Linked DNA regions of Homo sapiens: region 1 is linked to region 2. A link is an interaction called in ENCODE POLR2A ChIA-PET data of the cell type or tissue named here. Cell type or tissue: Caco-2. All regions are shown on one strand. Links, peaks and the distances in the headings refer to the core of each region. The heading gives the core; the rest is flanking DNA.

Evidence for each region. ChIA-PET counts read pairs that join two places held together with the same protein. Peaks named below come from ENCODE experiments on the same cell type or tissue, not always from the same donor. Only the 100,000 strongest peaks of a DNase experiment are listed, where the experiment ranks them.
Region 1: POLR2A ChIA-PET joins it to region 2 with 5 read pairs; 17 of 35 experiments call an interaction of 5 or more read pairs at or near these places.

What each region holds. Positions count from the first base shown.
Region 1 is chr7:76,023,946-76,035,151 of GRCh38, reverse strand. It overlaps STYXL1 (serine/threonine/tyrosine interacting like 1), which reads left to right. Exons shown (of 9, transcript NM_001317785.2): 2 at 4,625-4,731; 3 at 6,449-6,510. The coding sequence starts at 4,629. Among named protein-coding and RNA genes, the nearest start is that of STYXL1, 18 kb to the left of the region's middle. In Caco-2, for the core only: no CTCF peak of the experiment used is centred there; a DNase peak (open chromatin) is centred at 5,295.
Region 2 is chr7:76,080,001-76,091,206 of GRCh38, reverse strand. It overlaps the pseudogene RNU6-863P. Among named protein-coding and RNA genes, the nearest start is that of MDH2, 37 kb to the right of the region's middle. In Caco-2, for the core only: no CTCF peak of the experiment used is centred there; no DNase peak of the experiment used is centred there.

The sequences.
Region 1 (11,206 bases), core at 1,795-9,794, 56 kb after region 2:
ACATGAAGGAGGCAGAGCTCAGAGACTGGATGTGAGGGAAAGGGGAATGAGGTCATCGGGCCCAAGCAACTGGGTGGATCATGGTGCTGTTGATTGAGACTGAGAAGGCTAAATGAGGAGCAGGTACTGGAGGTGTGGGCACGAGAGCATTGAAGTTGTATTTCGGCCATGCTGTATTTACGATGTCTACCAGGCACCCTTCTAGAGTCTGCAGCTCAGTAGACAGGTCAAGGTGGGATAAAATTTGGGAATCATTGGTATGTGTGTGGTATTCAGGGAACTGGATGAATCACTGTGACTCTAGGTCTTAGAGTGTTGGTCCTCAGCTACGGGTGATCTTGCCCCCTTCTTCCAGGGGACCCTTAGTGATGTCTGGAGATACTTTCTGTTACTGGTGATGGGAAGAGGTACAGTTTGCTTCCGGCATCCACTAGGCAGAGGCCAGGGATGCCACTCAACATAGCAGTGCACAGGCCAGCTCCCCACACATAGAGTTACCTGGCCCCGGACGTCAGTGGTGTCAAGGTTGAGAAACCCCCTACCCTAGAGTGAGTGTAGATAAAGCAGAAAAAAAGGAAAGTAAGCCCGGGGGCATTCTTCCATGCAGAGCTGGAGAGGAACAGTCTGCAAGGAAGAAGGGAAGCTTGGAGAGTGCTTTTTCTTGGGAGGGGAGAGTGTCTGGGGAAGAAACAATGCTCAGCCGTGTTACATGCTCCTAAGAGGCTGAGGCGTTTGAGCCCAGAGGGAAGTGACCAATGGCTTAGGCAAGATGGACATTGTTGATGACTTTGATACAGAGCAGTCTTTGTGGTTTGGTAGGGTTGGAAGCTCCAGGGGAACCAGCCTGGGCAACATAGTGAGACCCCATCTCTTAAAAAAAAATTAGCCGGCCATGGTGGCATGTGCCTGTAGTTCCAATTACGTAGGAGTCTGAGGTAGGAGGATCACTTGAGCCCAGGAGGTTGAGGCTGCAGCAAGCTATGATAGTGCCACTGCACTCCAACATGGGCAACAGAGCAAGACCTTGTCTCAAAAAAAGGCAGCAGCTCCAAAGAAGTAGGTTATGCCCATGGCCAGTACTCACTGAGTATTTCCTCCCTGCTTAGAATGCCTGACAAATGTGACTTCATGAATCCACATACACCAGGCAGGTACTGTCACCCTCATTATATAGAAGTGGCAATATTATTCTCACCCCCATTTTACAGAGGTGGGGACTGAGGCACAGAGAAGCTAACCACTCCTTAGGGCCAGGCAGCTGATAGTGAATCGCAGAGCCAGGATTCAGACCTAAAAGAGTTTGACTCCAGGGACAGCATAATTGGAGGTGAAGAAGTGGAGGCGGTAAATGAAACACCACGCTTTTGAGAGATGGTGTTTCTCTTTCCACGCTTCTGCTGGAAAGAAGAACAGATAGGTACAAGAGGATGTTTGCATGTCAACAGGAAGGACCCATGTGGAGGCTGAAACTGATGATGCTGTGGAGGGGGTGCTGAGAACTGAAGTCTTTGAGGAGGTGAGAAGGATCTGAGGTTTAAGTTGAGGTGCTGGCATTTCCCAGGAGCATCGTCTGGTAACTCTGAAGTGGAGCCTAACCGTTTAGAGCAAGATTACCCCTGGACTCAACTTCTCCCCTTCGCCATCCCCCACTGGCCTCCAGAGGCTCCACTCTGCTCTCCTTCTAGCCCTCTTGCTAAAAGATAGCTGGCCAGGTGCAGTGGCTCACACCTGTCATGCCAGCACTTTGGGAGGCCGAGGAGGGAGGATCACTTGTGGACAGGAGTTTGAGACCAGACTGGGCAACATAGTGTGAGACCCCCATCTCCACAAAATTCAAAACTTAGCCGGGCATGATGGCATACGCTGTAGTCCCAGCTACTCAGGAGGCTGAGGCCAGAGGATTGCTTGAGCCTGGGAGTTTGTGGCCGCAGTCAGCCATGATCACACCACCGTACTCAAGCCTGGATGACAGAAAAAGACCCTGTCTCAAAAATAAATAAAATAAAAGCCTTCCTACAGGAAGCTCCTGCACAGGCCTGACCCTTCCAGAAACAATTGGGCCCAGGAGCCAGTGTCCCAAGAGCAGCTCTGCCAACTGGAGCCCGAGCCTAGCTCTGGACACATCAGTGATTCTCCACCCAACAATGACTGTCGGGATCCTTAACGTAGAGGCCATCTGTGTTGGCCTCTGCAGTGTCATCAAAGGAGCCACACCAGGCTCCTTTGAACTCTCTTAGGTACTGCACTTGCCCCTGCTCCAAGCAGAATGTTCTTATCCTTTGTTTCGTCCTCTCTCCCCCTCCCTCTTCCTCTTGCCCAACCTTCTGTCTCAGTTTAGCAGTCACATCCTCAGACAACCCTTTTCCCATTCCCCCAACTAGGTGAGAACCTCCTGTTAGGTACTCCTGTCACAATGGATCCTACTTGTTTTTGTTTGTTTGTTTGTTTTTTTGAGACAAAGTTACTCTGTCACCCAGGCTGGAGTGCAGTAGTGCAGTCTCAGCTCACTGCAACCTCTGCCTCCCAGGTTCAAGAAATTCTCCTGCCTCAGCCTCCCGAGTAGCTGGGACTACAGGCATGCACCACCACACCCAGCTAATTTTTGTATTTTTAGTAGAGACGGAGTTTTGCCATGTTGGTCTTGAACTCCTGACCAAAGGTGATCTGCCTGCCTCAGCCTCGAAAAGTGCTGGGATTACAGATGTGAGCCACCACGCCCAGCTGATCCTCCTCCTTCTTTTTTTTTTTTTTTCAAGACAGGGTCTCACTCTGTTGCCCAGACGGGATTGTGGTGGTGTGATCACGGCTTACTGCAGCCCCACCTCCCAGCCTCAAGTGATTCTCCCACCTCAGCCTCCTGAGTTGCTGGGGCCACAGGCATGTGCCACCACACCTGGCTAGTTTAAGAATTTTTTTTTTTTTTTAGAGATGGGGTCTCACTATGTTGTCCAGGCTGGTCTTGAACCCCCAGCCTCAAGCAATCCCCCCTACCTTGGCCTCCTGAATAGCTGGGACTATAGGTGTATACCACCATGCCCAGCTAATTTGTATTACAGGGTCTTGCTATGTGGTCCAGGCTGGTCTTGAATTCCTGGGATCAAGTGATCCTCCTGCCTAGGCCTCCCCAAGTGCTGAGATTGCAGGCATGAGTCACTATGCATGGCCCTGAGATCTTTTATAGTGCTCTTGCATCTTGCAATTCTTTCTGCAAGTGTCTGCATTCCATGCTAGACTATAACCTTCATGAAGGCAGGTTTTGTTTACCACAGTTATTTCCAGTGCCTGGGACATAGTAGGTGCTCAGTAATTATTTGCTAAATAAGCAAATGAACTGGCAGCTGTTTTACAGCCCATGTGGTATGTATATGGCTCAGATAACGTTGTATTCAAGATTTTATTCTCTGCCCACATTTCACTACACATTTTTTTTTTTTTTTGAGATGGAGTCTTATTCTGTAGCCCAGGCTGGAGTGCAGTGGTGCAATCTTGGCTCACTTCAACCTCCGCCTCCCGGGTTCAAGTGATTCTCCTGCCTCAGCCTCCCAAGTAGCTGGGATTACAGGTGCCTGCCACCATTCCCAGGTAATTTTTGTATTTTTAGTAGAGATGGGGTTTCACCATGTTGGCCAGGCTGGTCTCAAACTCCTGACCTCAGGTGATCCACCTACCTCGGCCTCCCAAAGTGTTGGGATTACAGGCGTGAGCTACTGCGCCCAGCCAACTATACATTTTTGAAGCCCTCCTGATCACTTCCTTGGTTACTCTCATCTTTGTTTGAAGTTCAATATATTACTTTTTTTTTTTTTTTTTTTTTTTTTTTGGAGACAGAGTCTCACTCTGTCCCCCAGGCTGGAGTGCAATGGCATGATTCCGGCTCACTGCAACCTCTGCCTCCCAGGTTCAAGTGATTCTTTTGCCTCAGTCTCCCGAGTAGCTGGGATTACAGGTGTGCACCACCATGCCTGGCTAATTATTATTATTATTATTATTTTAGACAGAGTCTCGCTCTGTCACCCAGGCTGGAGTGCAATGGCATGATTTCAGCTCACTGCAGCCTCCGCCTCCTGGGTTCAAGCGACTCTCCTACCTCAGCCCCCTGAGTAGCTGGGACTATAGATGTGCACCACCATGCCTGACTAATTTTTGTATTTTTAGCAGAAACAGGGTTTCACCATGTTGGCCAGGCTTCTCTTGAACTCCTGACCTTAGGTGATCCACCTGCCTCGGCCTCCTAAAGTGCTGGGATTACAGGTGTGAGCCACCACTCTTGGCCAATTTTTTTTTTTTTTTTTTTTTTTTTTAGTAGAGATGGGGTCTTGCCATTGTTGGCCGGGCTGGTCTTGAACTCCTGGCCTCAAGTGATCCACCCGCCTCGGCCTCCCAAAGTCCTGGGATTACAGGCGTGAGCCACCACGCCTGGCTAGATATGTTGTATTTAAGATTTTATTCTCCTCTGCGCACTATATTTCACTATACAGTTTTGAAGCATTCCTGATCATTTACATGATTACTGTCATCTTTGCTTGAAGGTATGTTAAAAAAGAGTTTAATTCATTATATTACTTTGTGGTCATTCATCTAAAATAGAGTTATGTTACCCTTGTGTGTTATTGATTCTTCCCAGCAGGATGCCTGGTTTGCTTTTATGTGAACCAACAGAGCTTTACAACATCCTGAATCAGGCCACAAAACTCTCCAGATTAACAGACCCCAACTATCTCTGTTTATTGGGTAAGTACTTGGAAAAAAGCGGAGGAGGTCAAACACAGTGTCCTTCAAACATTATTTTTGATGAGTTAACAAACTTTTGGCGGGGTGGGGGGCAGTGAATGACTTTAGAACAGGGATCCCTGGGCTGGGTGTGGTGGCACACGCCTGTAATCCCAGCACTTGGGAAGGCCAAGGTGGGCGAATCACTTGAAGCCAGGAGATCAAGACCAGCCAGGCCAACAGGGCAAAACCCCATCTCTACTAAAAATACAAAAAAATTAGCTGCAGTGGTGCATGCCTGTAATCCCAGCTACTCAGGAGGCTGAGGCATGAGAATTGCTTGAACCTGGAAGGTGGAGGTTGGAGTGAGCCGAGATTTGGGCCACTGCATTCCAGCCTGGGTGACAGAGTGAGACCCTGTCTCAAAAAAGAAAAAAAAAAATAAAAAAGAAGTCCGCAACCCCCAACCCCCAGTACCAGTCTGTGGTCTGTTAGGAACCAGGCAGCACAGCAGGAGGTGAGCAGCAGGTGAGCAGGTGAAGCAGAAGCTTCATCTGTATTTACAGCCACTCCCCATCGCTTGCATTACCGCCTGAGCTCCACCTGCTGTCAGATCAGCAGCAGCATTAGATTCTCACAGGAGCGCAAACCCTACTGTGAAGTGTGCATTCAAGGGATCTAAGTTGCGCTCTCCTTGTGAGAATCTAATGCCTGATGATCTGTCACTATCTCCTGTCACCCCCAGAAGGGACCGTCTAGTCACAGGAAAACAAGTTCAGGGTTTCCACTGATTCTACATGATGGTAGAATTATTTCATTATATATTACAATGTAATAATAATAGAAATGCACAAAAAATGTAATGGGCTTGAGTCATCCCCAAACCATCCCCGCCCCCCAGCCCACTGCCCTGTTCCGTGGAAAAATTGTCTTCCATGAAACCAGTCCCTGGTGCCAAAAAGATTGGGGATCGCTGCTTTAGAAAGCTGTTAAGAGGCCAGGTGTGGTGGCTTGTGCCTGTAATCCCAGTGTTTTGGGAGGCCGAGGTGGGCGGATCAACTGAGGTCAGGAGTTTGAGACCAGCCTGGCCAACATGGTGAAACCCCGTCTCTACTAAAAATACAAAAATTAGCCGGGTGTGGTGGCATGTGCCTGTGGTCCCAGCTACTAGGGAGGCTGAGGCAGGAAAATCGCTTGAACCCAGGAGACGGAGATTGCAGTGAGCCGAGATCATGCCACTGCACTCCAACCTGGATGGGGATTTAGTGTGAGCTCACTTCAAATTTGATTTCTTCCTTCCCCTTACCATTTTTATTTATTTATGAGACAGAATCTTGTTCTGTTGCCCAGGCTGGAGTGCAATGGTGTGATCTTGGCTTGCTGCAACCTCAGCCTCCAGATTTAAGTGATTCTCCTTCAGCCTCGTGAGTAGCTGGGACTACAGGCGCTGCCACCACGCCCGGCTAATTTTTGTATTTTTAGTAGAGATGGGATTTCGCCGTGTTGGCCAGGCTGGTCTTGAACTCCTGGCTCAAGTGATCCACCTGCCTCGGCCTTCCAAAGTGCTGGGGTTACAGGTGCATGCCACCGCGCCCAGCCCCACATCTCAAGTTTTAAACTGACAATGACTATCCCTTAACTGCCAAACAAATAGACGTTGATGACGACGTAGGTCCTCTGAGTAGTTTGGTCGTATGTTCCTTTGCAAATTCAGTTCTTAAATACGTTTCCTTTCCAGATGTCCGTTCCAAATGGGAGTATGACGAAAGCCATGTGATCACTGCCCTTCGAGTGAAGAAGGTACATGGGCAGCGTCAGGATCTGGGGCAGGCTGGCTACCTTGCAGTGGGGTGGGGAAGAGTGGGAAGTTTCACCCTCAATCCAGCGGGCAGCAGAAGCAGGACTGTTTTCTATGTGCCCACCGTGGTGGTCTTCCACACCTCTCACCCTCACACATTTTCTCAGGTGTCCTCCCATCCCCCAAGAATGGTCAACAACTCCATTAGACAAATACTGATTTAATTTTTGAGACCGGGTCTCGCTCTGTCATCCAGGCTGGAGTGCAGTGGCACAATCATAGCTCACTGCGGCCTTAAACTCCTGGGCTTGGCTGGGCATGGTGGTTCATGCCTGCAGTCCCAGCACTTTGTGAGGCTGAGACGGGCAGATCACCTGAGGTCAGGAGTTCAAGACCAGACTGGCCAACATGGTGAAACCCCATCTCTATTAAAAATACAAAAATTAGCCAGGTGTGGTGGCTTACGCCTGAGTCCCAGCTACTCAGGAGGCTGAGACATGAGAATCGCTTGGACCTGGGAGGCGGAGTTTGTAGTGAGCTGAGATCACGCCACTGTACTCTAGCCTGGGCAACAGAGTGAGTGTTGGTCTAAAAAATATATATATATCTCCTGGGCTCGAGCAATCCTACGCCGCTCAGCCTCCAGAGTAGCTGAGACTACAATGGGGAATGCCACCAGGCCTGGCTAATTTTTGTATTTTTTATAGAAATGGGGTTGCACTGTGTTGCCCAGGCTGCTCTTGAACTCCTGGACTCAAGCCATCCTCCTGCCTTAGCCTCCCAAAGCGCTGGGATTACACATGTGAGCCGCCTAAGCCTGGCCAAATATTGATTTAATTCCTTGATATGCCAGGTATTGTTCCAGACCCTGGGGATACAACAGAATACAACAGCCTGAGTTCATTGTCCCTGCCGTTGTGGAGCTTTCTTTTTTTGTTGTTTTTAATTATTTTTTCTGTTTTTATGTGTTGTTTTTATATATTTTTTTCATTTTTATCTTTATTTTTGGAGCTTTATGTTGTAAATTTTTAGGGACAGGGTCTTGCTCTGTCACCCGGGCAGGGGTGCAGTGGCACAATCATGGCTTGAACTCCTGGGTTCAATCAACCCTCCTATCTCAGCCTCCTGAGTAGCTGGGACTGCAGACTTGTGCCAACATGCTAATTTTTTTTTTTTAAAGACAGGATCTTATTATGTTGCCCAGGCTGTCATGGACCTTCTCTTCTATTTAGCAAACAGACAATAAACCCTAGAGATAATTGGCTATAATCCAAAGATGGAAGCATCTCCCTTTTTTCCTTCCCATCCCCTCCCCTCTTCCATTCCCCTCCTGTCCCCTCTTCCCTTCCCCATCCTGAGGAGTGGACAGAGCCCTGCACACAGTCACCATGTCCCCTACTGCAGCGAAACCTTTTCCCCACGCCTCCAGGGTGTCTTCTCCCTCATGATTGTGAAGCCTGGCAGCCTTTGCCCAGGACCCGTCTCTCCCCTCTGCAGTCCTGATCAAATTCTCTGCCCTGAACTTGGAGGTTCTCTTTGACTTTCCTGGTTTCTTTTCTTTATTCTTTTTTTTTTTCTTTTGAGACAGAATCTCTCCCTGTCACCCAGGCTGGAGTGCAGTGGCACAATTTCGGCTCACTGCAACCTCTGCCTCCCAGGTTCAAATGATTCTCCTGCCTCAGCCTCCAGCCTGTAGCTGGGATTACAGGCGTGCGCCACCACACCTGGCTAATTTTTTCTTATCTTTTTTTGTATCTTTAGTAGAGACAGGGTTTCACCATGTTGGCCAGGCTGGTCTGGAACTCCTGACCTCGTTATCTGCCTGTCTTAGCCACCCAAAGTGCTGGGATTGCAGGCGTGAGCCTGGCCTCCTGGTTTATTTTCTATCTCTTTGGTTCACCTTCATTTTCTCCTTCTGCCACCTGAATGTAACTGCTGGTCTGTCCTTGATCTCCACATCTGTCAGGGTACTTTCTTGCCAGAGATTTCACTGGAGCTTACAGCTGCAATGACATATCCACATGCAATTAGCATTCCTGGCAAGTTTACATCTAAAATTTTGGGCGGGGCATGGAGGCTTACTCCTGTAATCCTAGCACTTTGGTTGGCCGAAGCAGGAGGATTGCTTGAGTCCAGGAGTTCAAGACCAGCCTGGGCAACATAGCAAGACCCCTGTCTCTACAAAAAAATTGAAAAATTAACTCAGTGTGGTGGGGCACCTCTGTAGTACCAGCTACTTGGGAGGCCGAGATGGGAGGATCACTTGAGTCCAGGAGGCTGATTGCACCACTGCACTCCAGCCTGGGCGACAGAGCAAGACCCTGTCTCAAAAGTAATAAAATAAAACTTTGTCTTCTAAAATTCCCCTTTCCTCCCCATTCCCGCTGTACTTTTCCACACCCTGTCTCTGCTGCTTTTTTTTTTTTTTTTTTTTTTTTTTTTTTTTTTTTTGGAGACAGAGTCTTGCTCTGTCCTCCAGGCTGGAGTGCAGTGGTGCAATCTCAGCTCGCTGCACGCTCCACCTCCCGGGTTAACGCCATTATCCTGCCTCAGCCTCCCGAGTAGCTGGGACTATAGGCGCCCGCCACCATGCCTGGCTAATTTTTTGTATTCGTAGTAGAGACGGGGTTTCACCGTGTTAGCCAGGATGCTCTCGATCTTCTGATCTCATGATCCGCCCACCTCAGCCTCCCAAAGTGCTGGAATTACAGGCGTGAGCCACCGCGCCCGGCCTCTGTGCTGCTTTTTCTGCACATAACTCAATAACTCAGCAGGGAGCATGGGCAGGCTGTATTTTTCCAGGATATTTCCCCGTACAAATCCATCATTATTGTCTTTTTGTCTTTTTGTGTTTTTGAGACAGAATCTTGCTCTGTCTGTCTGCCCGGTGCAGTGGTACAATCTCAGCTCACTGCAACCTCCATCTCCCAAGTTCAAGGGATTCTCCTGCCTCAGCCTCCCTCGTAGCTGGGGTTACAGGCACCCGCCACCACACCTGGCTAATTTTTATATTTTTAGTAGAGATGGAGTTTCGCCATGTTGGCCAGGCTGGTCTTGAACTCCTGACCTCAGGTGATCCACCCGCCTTGACCTTCCAAAGTGCTGGGATTACAGGCATGAGCCACCACACCAGGCCCATAATCTTACTCTTAATCCCCATTGCAGGCCTTTTGCTGCAACCGATTCAGAGCCCCTCATGATGTATGGGCCTCTATTCCCACTCAGCTCTCAAGTCTGTGCATTTCTTTGATTCTGGCAGCACCTCCTGCTCTGGGCCTCTGCCCCTCAGCGTCTCCAATTCAGACTGATAGCTTTTTTTTTTTAATTTTTATTTTTATTTTTTGAGACAAAGTCTTGCTCTTGTCGCCCAGGCTGGAGTGCAGTGGCGCACTCTTGGCTCTTGCCTTCCCTCTCTAGCTTCCCAGTTAGCAGATTGAGGCCTTCAGGGCATTCCCAGCCCTAGCAGGACAGAAAGGCTCCCAGCCCCACCCCCCTCCCGCCCGTGTTCTCAGCCTTCTTAGATCTGACCACCTCTGTCTCCAGCCTCATTCCCAGTACACTTCCACTCTCACCTGACACCTTAGCAGCACTGTGCTGCCATGTTTCCTTCTATGATGCACATGTATCCCATACTGTAACTTTTTTTTGAAAACAGAATATGTCGTACTGTTGAATTTTTTTTTTTTTTTTTTTTTGAGACAGAGTCTCACTCTGTCGCCCAGGCTGGAGTGCAGTGGTACGATCTTGGCTCACTGCAACCTCCGCTTCCCAGGTTCAGGCAATTCTTCTGCCTCAGTCTCCCAAGTAGCTGGGACTACAGGCGCATACCACCACACCTGGCTAATTTTTGCATTTTTAGTAGAGATGGAGTTTCACCATATTGGTCAGGCTGGTCTCAAACTCCTGACCTTGTGATCCGCCTGCCTTGGCCTCCCAAAGTGCTGGGATTACAAGTGTGAGCCACCGCACCTGGCCAATTTGTATGGCTTTTTTTTGTTTTGTTTTTTTTGTTTTGTTGTTTTGTTTTGAGACAGGGTCTCACTCTCTCGCTTAGGCTGGAGTGCAATGGCACCATCACAGCTCACTGCAGCCTTAAACTCCCAGGATCAAGCAGTCCTCCCACCTTACCCTTCCCAGTAGCTGGGACCATAGGTGTGCACCACCACACCCAGCTAACTTGTATTTTTTGTAGAGATGGGGTCTCGCTATGTTACCCAGGCTGGTCTTGAACGCCTGGGCTCAAGCAGTCCTCCCTCCTCAGCCTCCCATAGTGCTGGGATGACAGGCATGAGCCACCAGGCCTGGCCTGATTTGTACTTTTAATATGGTAGTGTCTTTTTCCCTAAAAGTGGGTGTGGTGAATATCGGTTGTTTTTCTGCCCAACACCTCCCCCTTTTTGAGGGGAACGTCTCCTCTCTCTGCTCAAACCATGGGTTTCTAGTGGTGCTCTCTAAAGTAATATTCTGGCCAGGCACGGTGGCTTAAGTCTGTAATCCCAACACTTTGGGAGGCCGAGGTGGGGAGTTTGCTTGAGCTCAAGAGTTTGAGACGAGCCTGGACAACACAGTGGGACCTGAGAAGGCATCTGTTTACTGCCTTCTTTTTAAGTGGTGGTGGTGTTCTTGTTGTTTTGAGACAGTTTCACTCTGTTGCCCAGGCTTGAGTGCAGTGACGCGATCTCGGCTCACTGCAACCTC
Region 2 (11,206 bases), core at 1,706-9,705:
ACCTCAGCTCATTACAACCTCCGCCTCCTGGGTTCAAGCGATTGTCCTGCCTCAGCCTCCTGAGTAGCTGTAGCTGGGATTACAGACATGCACAACCATGCCCCGCTAATTTTTATACTTTTAATAGAGACAGGGTTTCACCATGTTCGTCAGGCTGGTCTCGAACTCCTGACTTCAGGTGATTCACCGGCCTCGGCTTCCCAAAGTGCTGGGATTACAGGCATGAGCCACCACGCCCGGCCAAGGGCAGAAACTGTTATACCTTGTTCACCGCTGTTTCCTGGGCACCTATTATAGTGCCTGGTATATAGTAGGAGCTCAAGAAGTGTTTGTTAGGGCCTGATGTGTTGGCGCAAGCCTGTAATCCCAGCTTTTTGGAAGGTGGGGGCCAGAGGATTGCTTGTGCCCAGGAGTTCAAGGCCAGCCTGGGCAACGTAGTGAGACCCTGTCTCTAGAAAAAATAATAAACTGGCCAGGCACGGTGGCTCACACTTGTAATCCCAGCACTTTGGGAGGCCGACGTGGGCAGATCATCTGAGGTCAGGAGTTCAAGACCAGCCTAGTGAACATGGTAAAACCCCATCTCTACTAAAAATATAAAAATTAGTCAGGCATGGTGGCATGCACCTGTAATCCCAGCTACTCGGGAGGCTGAGGAAAGAGAATTGCTTGAACCCAGGAGGCAGAGGTTGCAGTGAGCTGAGATCATGCCACTGCACTCCAGTCTGGGCAACAGAGCGAGACTCCGTCTGAAAAAAAAAAAAAAAAAAAAAAAAGACAAGAAAAAATAATAAATTTAGCTGGGTGTGGTGTTACATGACTGTAATCCCCGCTACTTGGGAGGCTAAGGTGGGAGGATCACTTGAGCCCAGGTGACGGAAGCTGCAGTGAGCCATAACGAAGCTGCAGTGAGCCATAATCATCCGCCTGTACTTCAGCCTGTGTAACAGAAGGGGACTCTGTCTCAAAAAAAGTAAAAAAAAGAAAAAGAAATATTCATTGGGAAAATAAAAAAAGAGTGAACAAGCAAAGTTTCAGGAGAGTACTGTGAATGTGGGTCGTGTCAGTAGAGTGTAGGGAGTTGGGCAGGAGCGGCTGGACTTGAAGAGCAGGTTGGTGGAGACCAGGTCATTTATCGTAAGCAGTTTGCCCTGTAGCATGTAGATCAAATATCCCACATTGGCTGCTGGCGACTGAACTGGGCTTCCTGTTTCTGTGTTTGGTTTGACCATCACAGTGTTGAAGAACTATTGAAGTGAATACCTTGCAGTTTGCTACAGTTCCCCCTGGTCTCCCACATTACTCTGGCCTCATTCCCTCCTGTAGGTTGCCTGACCTGCTGAGACCTGTGTTTGCTATCCCTGCAGATGGGTGGGTAGGAGGTGATTTAAGGAGGAAGATTTAATATATGAGTTATAGAAAGATAAATAGACTGGGCACAGTGGCTAAAGCCTATAATCCTAGCACTTTCGGAGGCGAAGGCGGGAGGATTAGTTTGACCCAGGAGTTCAAGACCAGTCTGGGCCACATAGTGAGACCCCGTCTCTACAAAAAATTAAAAAATTAGCCAGGCATGGTGGCATTCACCTGTAATCCCAGCTACTCAGGAGGCTGAAGTGGGAGGATAGCTTGACCCCAGGAGTTGAAAGCTGCAGTAAGCAGTGATCTTGCCACTGCACTCCAGTCTGAGTGACAGAGTGAGACCCTATCTCAGAAAAAAAAAAGCAAGAGAGAGGTAAATAGATCTAGCATTGGTGGGAGTGTGCTTTTGAGTGCTCTTTAGGAGAAATTTTTATTTTAATATTTTTTTCTTCTTTAAATTTTTTATATTCCAGCAGGCTGGGTCCATTCTCTCCCCTTTAATTTCTCAAACACAAAGCGCCCTGCCAGAATCTCAAGTTGGATCTGCAGTAGATCACCATTAACATAGCAGCCTGATATGTTGTAAGTCCTTATGCCAGGAACTGTGCAGGATACAAAATGTAAGAGAAGGCTGGAATAGAGCATCTCTGGGGGAAACGAGAGCCAGAGATACAGCGGTGTCCCATGGAGACAGCCAGCTGGTGTTCGGTAGTGCTTTGTGGAAAGGCTGTACTTTGGTAAGGTCTCCACATCTGCAATGTGGCCTTCAATATTATAGGTCCCCAAACTCCAGGTTTTTACATTCCCTGCATAGGTCAGGGTTGTAGGGAGTGATTCACCCTAGCAGAACTCCCTGGTTTTTAAGGCAGGTGTTCCATTTATTAATTGACAAAGGATGCAAATTTCTCCTTTGGTAACCTGATGAGTTAGGTCTTTTCCCCAGGGACTCCCTTTCCACCTGAAGTTTCTTGGAAAACTAAGCAGAGGATGAGGGAAAGGCTGTGAACAAGCTTGCTGGTCCATCCCGGTCCTAAAAAAGAGCATACGTCTTCTGTAACCAGAAGACCTTTTTCACTAGTCAAGGCTGGGCAGACTGAGATGAGGTGTGTGTGTGTGTGTGTGTGTGTGTGTGTGAAGGCTGGGCAGACTGAGATGAGTGTGTGTGTGTGTGTGAAGGCTGGGCAGACTGAGATGAGGGGTGTGTGTGTGTGTGTGTGTGTGTGTGTATGTTTTCTCACTCTGTCACCCAGGCTGGAGTGCAGTGGGATCAGAGCTCACTGCAGCTTCTACTTCTGCAGCTTCCACTTTGATCCTCCCACTTCAGCCTCCAAAGTAGCTGGGACTATAGGAATGTGCCCCCGCACCCAGCTCATTTTCTAATTTTTTGTAGAGATGAGGTTTCACTGTGTTACCCAGGCTGGTCTTGAACTTTTGGCCTCATGGGATATCCTCCTGCCTTAGTCTCCCAATGGGCTGGGATTATAGGTGTGAGCCACCTCACCTGACCTGTGATGAGTTTTCAACAATGTGATTCCTCTTTTACAGAACCACCTAAGCTAAATATTCTTTTGAGAACAAGGGCTAGCCTGTAGTTTCATTGCCTTTTTTCCATTTGTGGTTTTTGCCAGGTGGAATTTAAATGACCTCTTATCAAGATGGATAAACCCAAGTTTCCCAGTGCTGGAATATAGAAAATGGATGGACAAGTAAGTCCCACTCAGCACCCATAGCCCAGACATGGGGACCTCAACACACCTGGGCCCCAGACATCACCTTTCATTGTGAGTAGCTCAGAGATGACACTTTTGGTTGTTAAGTGCCCACTGGCAGTAGTTTCTGTAATAGCAAGTGAAGGAATAAATAGTCACCAAAACATTTTCTGTTCCCAATTCCAACATTTAATTGGATGAGATAATTATTTTATGAAGAATTTTCATATGGCACAGTCATGGCCATATCTTCAAGTCAACAGAAAAATTCTATTAAACAGTCAACCTTCTGTCTCACTCTGTTGCCCAGACTGGAGTGCAGTGGTGCAATTATGGCTCACTGCAGCCACAACTTCCTGGGCTCAAGCAATCCTCCCACCTCAGCCTCCCAAAGTGCTGGAATTATAAGCAGACAGCCACCATGCCTGAAAGCTCGACAGTTTACATCAAGTGTAATAAGAATGCTCACGCCCTGTGACTCACAGTAATCTCACTTCTGGAAATACCATCTTTGGATATAATTCAACCTAAACAAAAGGTCATATGCACACAGTGAAAATCCGGATGTAATTTTTTTCTCTTTTTAAAAAAAATATGGAATGATTCAGAAACTTGCATGTCGTTCTTGCACAGAGGCCATGCCAATCTCCCTATTGTTCCAACTGTAGTATACGTGCTACTGAAGCAAGCATGAGTAATTTAAGATAAAGTGGTTAAGTGGAATAAGGAAGAGTTATGGGGAATTTAAAAATTTATGGTATTTATAGGCACCTAGTAACAGCTCAGTAAATATTAGCTGCTACTTTTATTATTTTTATGGTAATTCCACTCAATTAAAAACTGTCATTAAAAATTACCATTGTCATGGAACATAATGTATCCTACAGTATAATTGTAAAAACAGATACAATTTGTCTCTTGGTATATTGGGGGGATTAGTTCCAGCTCCCCCATTTCTGTGTACACCAAAATCCACCCATACTCACTGCAGCCTAGACTTTTCAGGCGCAAGGGATCTTCCCACCCCAGACTCCAAAGTAGCTGGAACTATAGGTGTGCACCACCACCACACCTGGCTAATTTTTTTTCTTTTTTTGGTAGACACAGGGTCTCACTATGTTGCCCAGACTGGTCTCCAACTCCTGTCCTCAAGCGATCCTCCTGCCTAGGCTTCCCAAATTGCTGGGATTACAGGCATGAGCCACCATGCCTGGCCTCTGCTAGTTCTGTATTCTCTAGAGTTGTCTTTCATTTGTGCTAGTGTGTCACTCATTACGCCAATCCTCTGTTATAATTAATACTTTTTATATTAAATTTACATATATATATATATTTTTTTACTTTTTTTTTGTTTTTTATTGGTACTGGGTCTCACTCGATCACCTAGGCTAAAGTGCAGTGGCACGATCTCTGCTCATGGCTACCTCCACTTCCCAGGCTCAAGCAATTCTCCTTCCTCAGCCTCCTGAGTAGCTGGGATTACAGATATGTGCCACCACGCCTGGCTAATTTTTGTGTTTTTTGTAGAGACGGTGTTTCGCCACGTTTCCCAGGCTGGTCTCAAACTCCTGAGCTCAAAGCGATCACCCGCCTTGGCCTCCCAAAGTGCTGGGATTACAGGTGTGAGCCACTATGCCCATTTTAGTTTAAACTTCTGAGTGGTTTATATCTCCTGATTGGACTCCTAGAAATACAGAATTGATGCTGGGAAGGGTACCAGGAGATGGACCCACACAGATGGGATTTAGGCATAGGTTTGGTTATCCAAGGAGCAGAGCTGAGCTATTTGCCAGTGGGACATGGGATGCTGATGATTTCTAGGAAGTGACCTCACAATGACTCAAGCTACCACTTAATGTTGATTGTGATGAAATGCCAGCCGAGGCATATGCCATTCAAGCTAAGGGTGCTACACTTGACCACTGCGGCAGTATAGATGAGTCTGAAGAATGGTATGGGATGGATACTTACGAATGCACTCGAGCAGGGGTCTCCATCCACAGGGCCACAGAGCCAGAGGTGAGCAGCAGGTGAGTGAGGGGAAACTTCATCTGTATTTATAGCCCCTCCCCATTGCTCACATGACCACCTGAGCGCCATGTCTTGTCAGATCAGCGGCAGCATTAGATTCTCATAGGAGCATGAACCCTGTTGTGAAGTGTGCAGGTAAGGGATCTAGGTTGCGTGCTCCTTATGAGAATCTAATGCCTGTTTCTCCCTTCGCCCCAGATGGACAGTCTAGTTGCAGGAAAATAAGTTCAGAGATCCCACTGATTGTACATTATCATGAGTTGTAGAATTATTTCATTGTATATTACAATGCAATAATAATAGAAATAAAGTGCACAATATATGTAATGCACTTGAATCATCCTGAAGTCATTCCCTCCACCACCAGTCTGTGGGAAAAATTGCCTTTCATAAATTCACTCTGTTTTTTTGCATAGAGACAGGGTCTTAATGTGTTGCCCAGGCTGATCTCAAACTGCTGGGCTCGAGTAATCCACCCCTCTCAGCCTCCCAAAGTGTTGAGATTACAGGCGTAAGCTACCACGCTCAACCAAGACTGAATTTCTTAAATAAAAATTAGGGGAGATTACTTGAGCCCAGGAGGTCGAGGCTGCAGTGAGCCCTGATTGCACCACTGCATTCCAGCATAGGTAACAGAATGAGACTCAGTCTCAAAAAATAAAATAAAATAAAAATTAGACTGGGCATGGTGGCTCACGCCTGTAGTCCCAGCACTTTGGGAGGCCGAGGCAGGCAGATCACGAGGTCAGGAGATTGAGACCATCCTGGCTAACACGGTGAAACCCCATCTGTACTAAAAGTACAAAAAATTAGCCAGGTTTGGTGGCAGGTACCTGTAGTCCCAGCTACTCGGGAGGCTAAGGCAGGAGAATGGTGTGAACCCAGGAGGCAGAGCTTGTAGTGAGCCGAGATTGCGCCACTGCACTCCAGCCTGGGCAACAGAGCAAGACTGTCTCAAAAAAAAAAAAAAAAAAAAAAAAAAAATTAACCCTTTATGAAGTTCCCAGTAATTCTTTCCTTCCTAAGTGTTCCCCATAAGGCTTTGAATTTTGTTTGCTTTTCACATACCATTTAAAACGTTTAAGAACTTGTGTCTGTCTGTGTCATCCCTTTTTTTTTTTTTTTAAAGAATATCTTTTTGTCACTTCCAGCTGGATCTACCATGAAAGACTTCAGAGTCCAGGAAGAGAGACTGATTGGGCAACATGTTATTCAGTTACAAAAAGACTTGGACTATGACTCAAAAATGATCAAATAATAGTGCATGCATCCAATGCAATAAGAAGCACTTCTGGAGGGTGAGAGAAGCATCCAGTTAAGGTGACATTGAAGCTGGGTCCTGAAAGATGAGGAAGAATTGTATGAGAGTGGGCAGAGAAGGGGGAGGTGGAGGGATGGGGAATGGGCTGAGATGGAGTGAGCTGCTCAAGCAGGGAAACCAGCACTGTAAAGACCTGGTCAATAAAGATGGCACATTTTATTCAGGGAATGGTGAATTAATTGTGGCAGGAATGCTTTGGAGAGAGAGTAATTTGCTTGTATGGAATTTTGCCCAAGAGACCTCATTACAGTTTCTAATCTTTTGATGTTATCGTCTATCACTGTCCTTGTCAGATAGTTTGGAATAGGTATAATGATCACAATAACATCAAGCATAATATTTCATTAATTCTCACAAAATCACAGGTAGGTGCCACAGTTATCCCCATTTTGTGAATGAAGTGATGAAGACTTAGGAATGATGAGTGATTGCCCAAGCTCACCTGGATATTAAGAGTGAGTCAAATGTTGGGTCTGGTCTGACTTTAATGTTTGCTTTGTTCATGAGCACCACATGTTGCCTCTCCTATGCAGTTAAGCAGGTAGACAGGTGAAAGAAAAGCCCGTGTTTGTCTCTACTCACACACTTCTGACTGAATGTGTGTGTGGAATTTCTACACCAAGTTCTCCAATGCTCTGGATATTAACTGGGTATCCCACAATTTTATTCTGACACTTCTTGGAGTTGGTGTAGACCCCACAGGTTACGGGCTCAGTCCCACGAGACCACCCTCGCTTCACATGCCAATGGCAAGTCCTAGGTTGTCACCTATACTTTTGACCAACCTGTTACAAATCAGGGGTTCCCATGACCCCCTTCTTGGGGTTTAATCATTTGCTAGAACAGCTTACGGAACTCAGAAAAACAGTTTGTTTCCTTTTTTTCTGAGAGACAGGGTCTCATTTTGTTGCCCAGGCTGGTGTGTAGTGGTGCAGTCACAGCTCACTGCAGCTTCGACTGCCTGGGATCAAGTGGTCCTGACCACCTCAGCCTCCCTAGTAGCTGAGACTACACGCTTGCGCCACTATTTCTGGCTAATTTATTTTTTGTAGAGATGGGGTCTTGTTATGTTGCACAGGTTGGCCACAAATTCCTGGGCCCAAGTGATCCTCCCACCTCAGCCTCTTTGAAGCGCTGGGATTACAGATGTGAACCACCACATCGGGCCAGTTCATTTCCTGTTACTGGTTCCTTGTAAAGGATGCACTGCAGATCCAGCGGTGTAAAGGATACATCTTTGTAAAGGATACATCGCAGATACATTATCCAGCTGATGAAAGAGATGTACATGCCAGATGCAGTGGCTCACACTAATCCCAGCACTTTGGGAGGCCGAGGTGGGAGGATTGCTTAAACTCAGGAGTTTGAGACCAGCCTGGGCAACATGGTGAAACCCTGTCTCTAAAAAATTTTTAAAAAGCTGGGCACGGTGGCTCAAGCCTGTAATCCCAGCACTTTGGGAGGCCAAGGTGGGCGAATCACGAGGTCAGGAGTTCGAGACCGGTCTGACCACCATGGTGAAACCCCGTCTCTACTAAAAATGCAAAAATTAGCCAGGCATGGTGGCGTGCTCCTATAATCCTAGCTTCTCAGGAGTCTGAGGCAGGAGAATCGCTTGAACCCGGAAGGTGGAGGTTGCAGTGAGCTGAGATCACACCACTGCACTTTAGCCTGGGCGACAGAACTAGACTCTGTCTCAATAAATAAATAAATTGAGTGGGGTGATGTGTACCTGTAGTTCCAGTTACTACAGAACTAGACTCCGTCTCAATAAATAAATAAATAAATAAATAAATAAATAAATAAATGAGCGCAGTGGCGTGCACCTGTGGTTCCAGTTACTAGGGAAGCTGAGGTGGGAGGATGTTTTGATCTGGGGAGGCTTAGGTTGCAGTGAGGTAAGATTGTGCCATTGCACTCTAGCCTGGATAAAAGAGCCAGACACTTTCTCAAAAAAAAAAAAAAAAAAATGCCCGGGGCAGGGTAAGTGGGGAGGGGCACAGAGCTCCCATGCACTTTGTTGAACATGCTACCCTCCCAGCATCTCCTATGTTCAGCAACCCAGAAGCTCTGCAATCCCTGTTGTTCAGGGTGTTTATGGAGGCTTTATTATGCAAGCACGATTGATAAAATCCTTGGCCACTGGTGATTAAGTCAGTCTCCAGCCAGTCTTGCCTCCTGGAGTTAAGTGGGTGAGACTGAAAGTTCCAAGCCTCTAATCATGTGGTTGCTTTTTCTGGCAATCAGCCCTCCTCCTAAAGAAATCTAGGAGCTTGCAGCCACTCATCATCTCAACAATACCCCCAAATGCATTCTTATCATGCTGGAGATCCCAAAGTTCTTAAAGGCTCTTGGGTTAGAAATCTGGGACAAAGACCAAATATTAAAACAAAAGATGCTCCTATCACCTCTAACACTGAGGTCTTTATAAAAGCTTTAGAAGCTCTGTGCCAGGAACCAGGGACAGAGACCAAATATATTTTTCTTTTCTTTTTTTGAGACAAAATCTCCCCGTGTCATCCAGGCTGGAGTGCAGTGATGTGATCATAGCTCACTATAGCTTTGACCTCCTGAGCTCAAGTGATCCTCCCACAGCAGCCTCTCAAGTAGCTGGGACTACACATGCATGTCACCCATGCCCAACTCATTTTTGTAGAGATGAAATTTAGTTATGTTGCCCAGACTGATCTCAAACTCCTGGGTTAAAGCGATCATCTCACCTCAGCCTCTCAAGTAGCTGGGAGTACAGGCACACACCACCATGTCTGACTAATATTCATTTTTATTTTTTTGTAGAGGTGGGGTCTCACTGTTGTCCTGGCTAGTTTCAAACTCTGGGCCTCAAGTGTTCCTCCTGCTTTGACCTCCCAAAGTGTTGGGATTATGGGTGGCAGCCACCATGCCCAGCAATTACAAGGATTTTTTTTTTTTTTGGTTGTTTTTTTTTTTGAGACGGAGTTTCGCTCTTGTTGCTCAGGCTGGAGTGCCGTAGCGCAACCTCTGCCTCCTGGGTTCAAGCAGTTCTCCTGCCTCAGCCTCCAGAGTAGCTGGGAATACAGGCATGCGCCACTATGCCCGGCTAATTTTTGTATTTTTAGTAGAGACGGGGTTTCTCCCTGTTGTTCAGGCTGGTCTCGAACTCTTGACCTCAGGTGAATCACAAGGATCTTTATAAAAGAAAGAGGGTAGGAGAGTCAGAACTGGAGCAGGAGATGTGGTGATGGAAGTCGAGGTCAGAGAGGGAGATTTGAAGATGCTTCACTTCTGGCTTTGAAGATGGAGTAAGGGGCCATGATCCAAGGAATGGGGGTGGCTTCTAGAAGCTGGAAAAGCCAAGAGAACACGTTAGAGCCTTCAAAAGGAATGCAGCCCTGCTGACACCTTGACTTTAGCTTTAATAGACCTAGTTGGGGCTTCAAGGCCCCAAGAATTGTAAGATGGTTTATTTGTGGTGTTTTTAGCCACTAAATGTAGGAAAGTTTGTTGCAGCCACAAGAAGAAATGAACATAAAGCCAGGCATGGTGGCTCATGCTGGTAATCCCAGCACTTTAGGAATCCAGGCAGGAGGATCACTTGAGGCCAGGAGTTCAAGACTAGCCTGCACAACATAGTGAGACCCTGTCTCTACAAAAAATTTTAAAAATGGCTGGGCACGGTGGCTTGCACCTGTAATTTCAGCACTTTGGGAGGCTGAGGCAGGCAGATCACCTGAGGTCAGGAGTTCGAGAACAGCCTGGCCAACATGGCAAAACCCCATATCTACTGAAAATACAAAAGTTAGCCGGGTATGGTGGCATGCGCCTGTAATCCCAGTTACTGGGAAGGCTGAGGCAGGAGACACCCTTGAAACTGGGAGGTGGAGGTTGTAGTGAGTCAGGATCGCACCATTGCACTCCAGCCTGGGCGACAAGAGTGAAACTCCATCTTAAAATAAGATAAAATAAAATAAAATAATAAAAGAAATCAGCCAGGCTTGATGACATGCACCTGTAGTCCCAGCTACTAGGGAGGCTGAGGTGGGAGGATTGCTTGAGCCTGGGAATTAGAGGTTGCAGTGAGCTGTGATTGCACCACTGCGCTCCAGCCTTGGTGGCAGAGTGAGATCTTGTCTTCACAAAAAAAAAAAAAAAAAAAAAAAAGAATAAATGAGCATGGTGGGCAAGGGGACAGATGGCAATAGAATAGTCAGGGGTGGCCTCCTAAGTAAAAATTAAGCAAAGACTTGAAGGAGGGGAAGGAGTTGGCCAAGGTGCTGTGGGAAGAGCATTGTAGGCAGAAACAACGGAATAAGGTGTCTGAGGTGTGTCTGAGGCTCTGGAAGGAGGCTAGTGGAGCAGAAGGAGAGAGGGAGAAAATTAGGGCAGCAGGCCAGAGATTTGCTGGGCAGGGATCGGTACAGACTGTGTAAGCCCTGGGAGGTTATTGCTGGGCTAGATGGGAAATTCAGGAGGGTTCTGAGCAGAGAGGCGACATGATCTGTCTGCCGATTTAAAAGCATTCTCTGGCTGCTGAGTTGAGAAAGACTGTGGGAAGATTTGGATAGAAGCATGGGGGCCAAGTTGTGGCAACATCGAGGTGGGAGATGATAGTGGTCTTGACCAGGGTCGTGGTGGTGGTGAGAGATAGTCAGAGGAGAGAAGTTGGGGAGGAGGCCAGGGAGTTGCTGGGTGGGGATCTTCAGTACATGTTGAAGACAGTCAACAGGATTTCCTGACAGACTGGATGTGGGGTGTGAGAGAAGGCAGGGGTCAAGGTTGTGTTAGATTCTTACTGAATTATTAA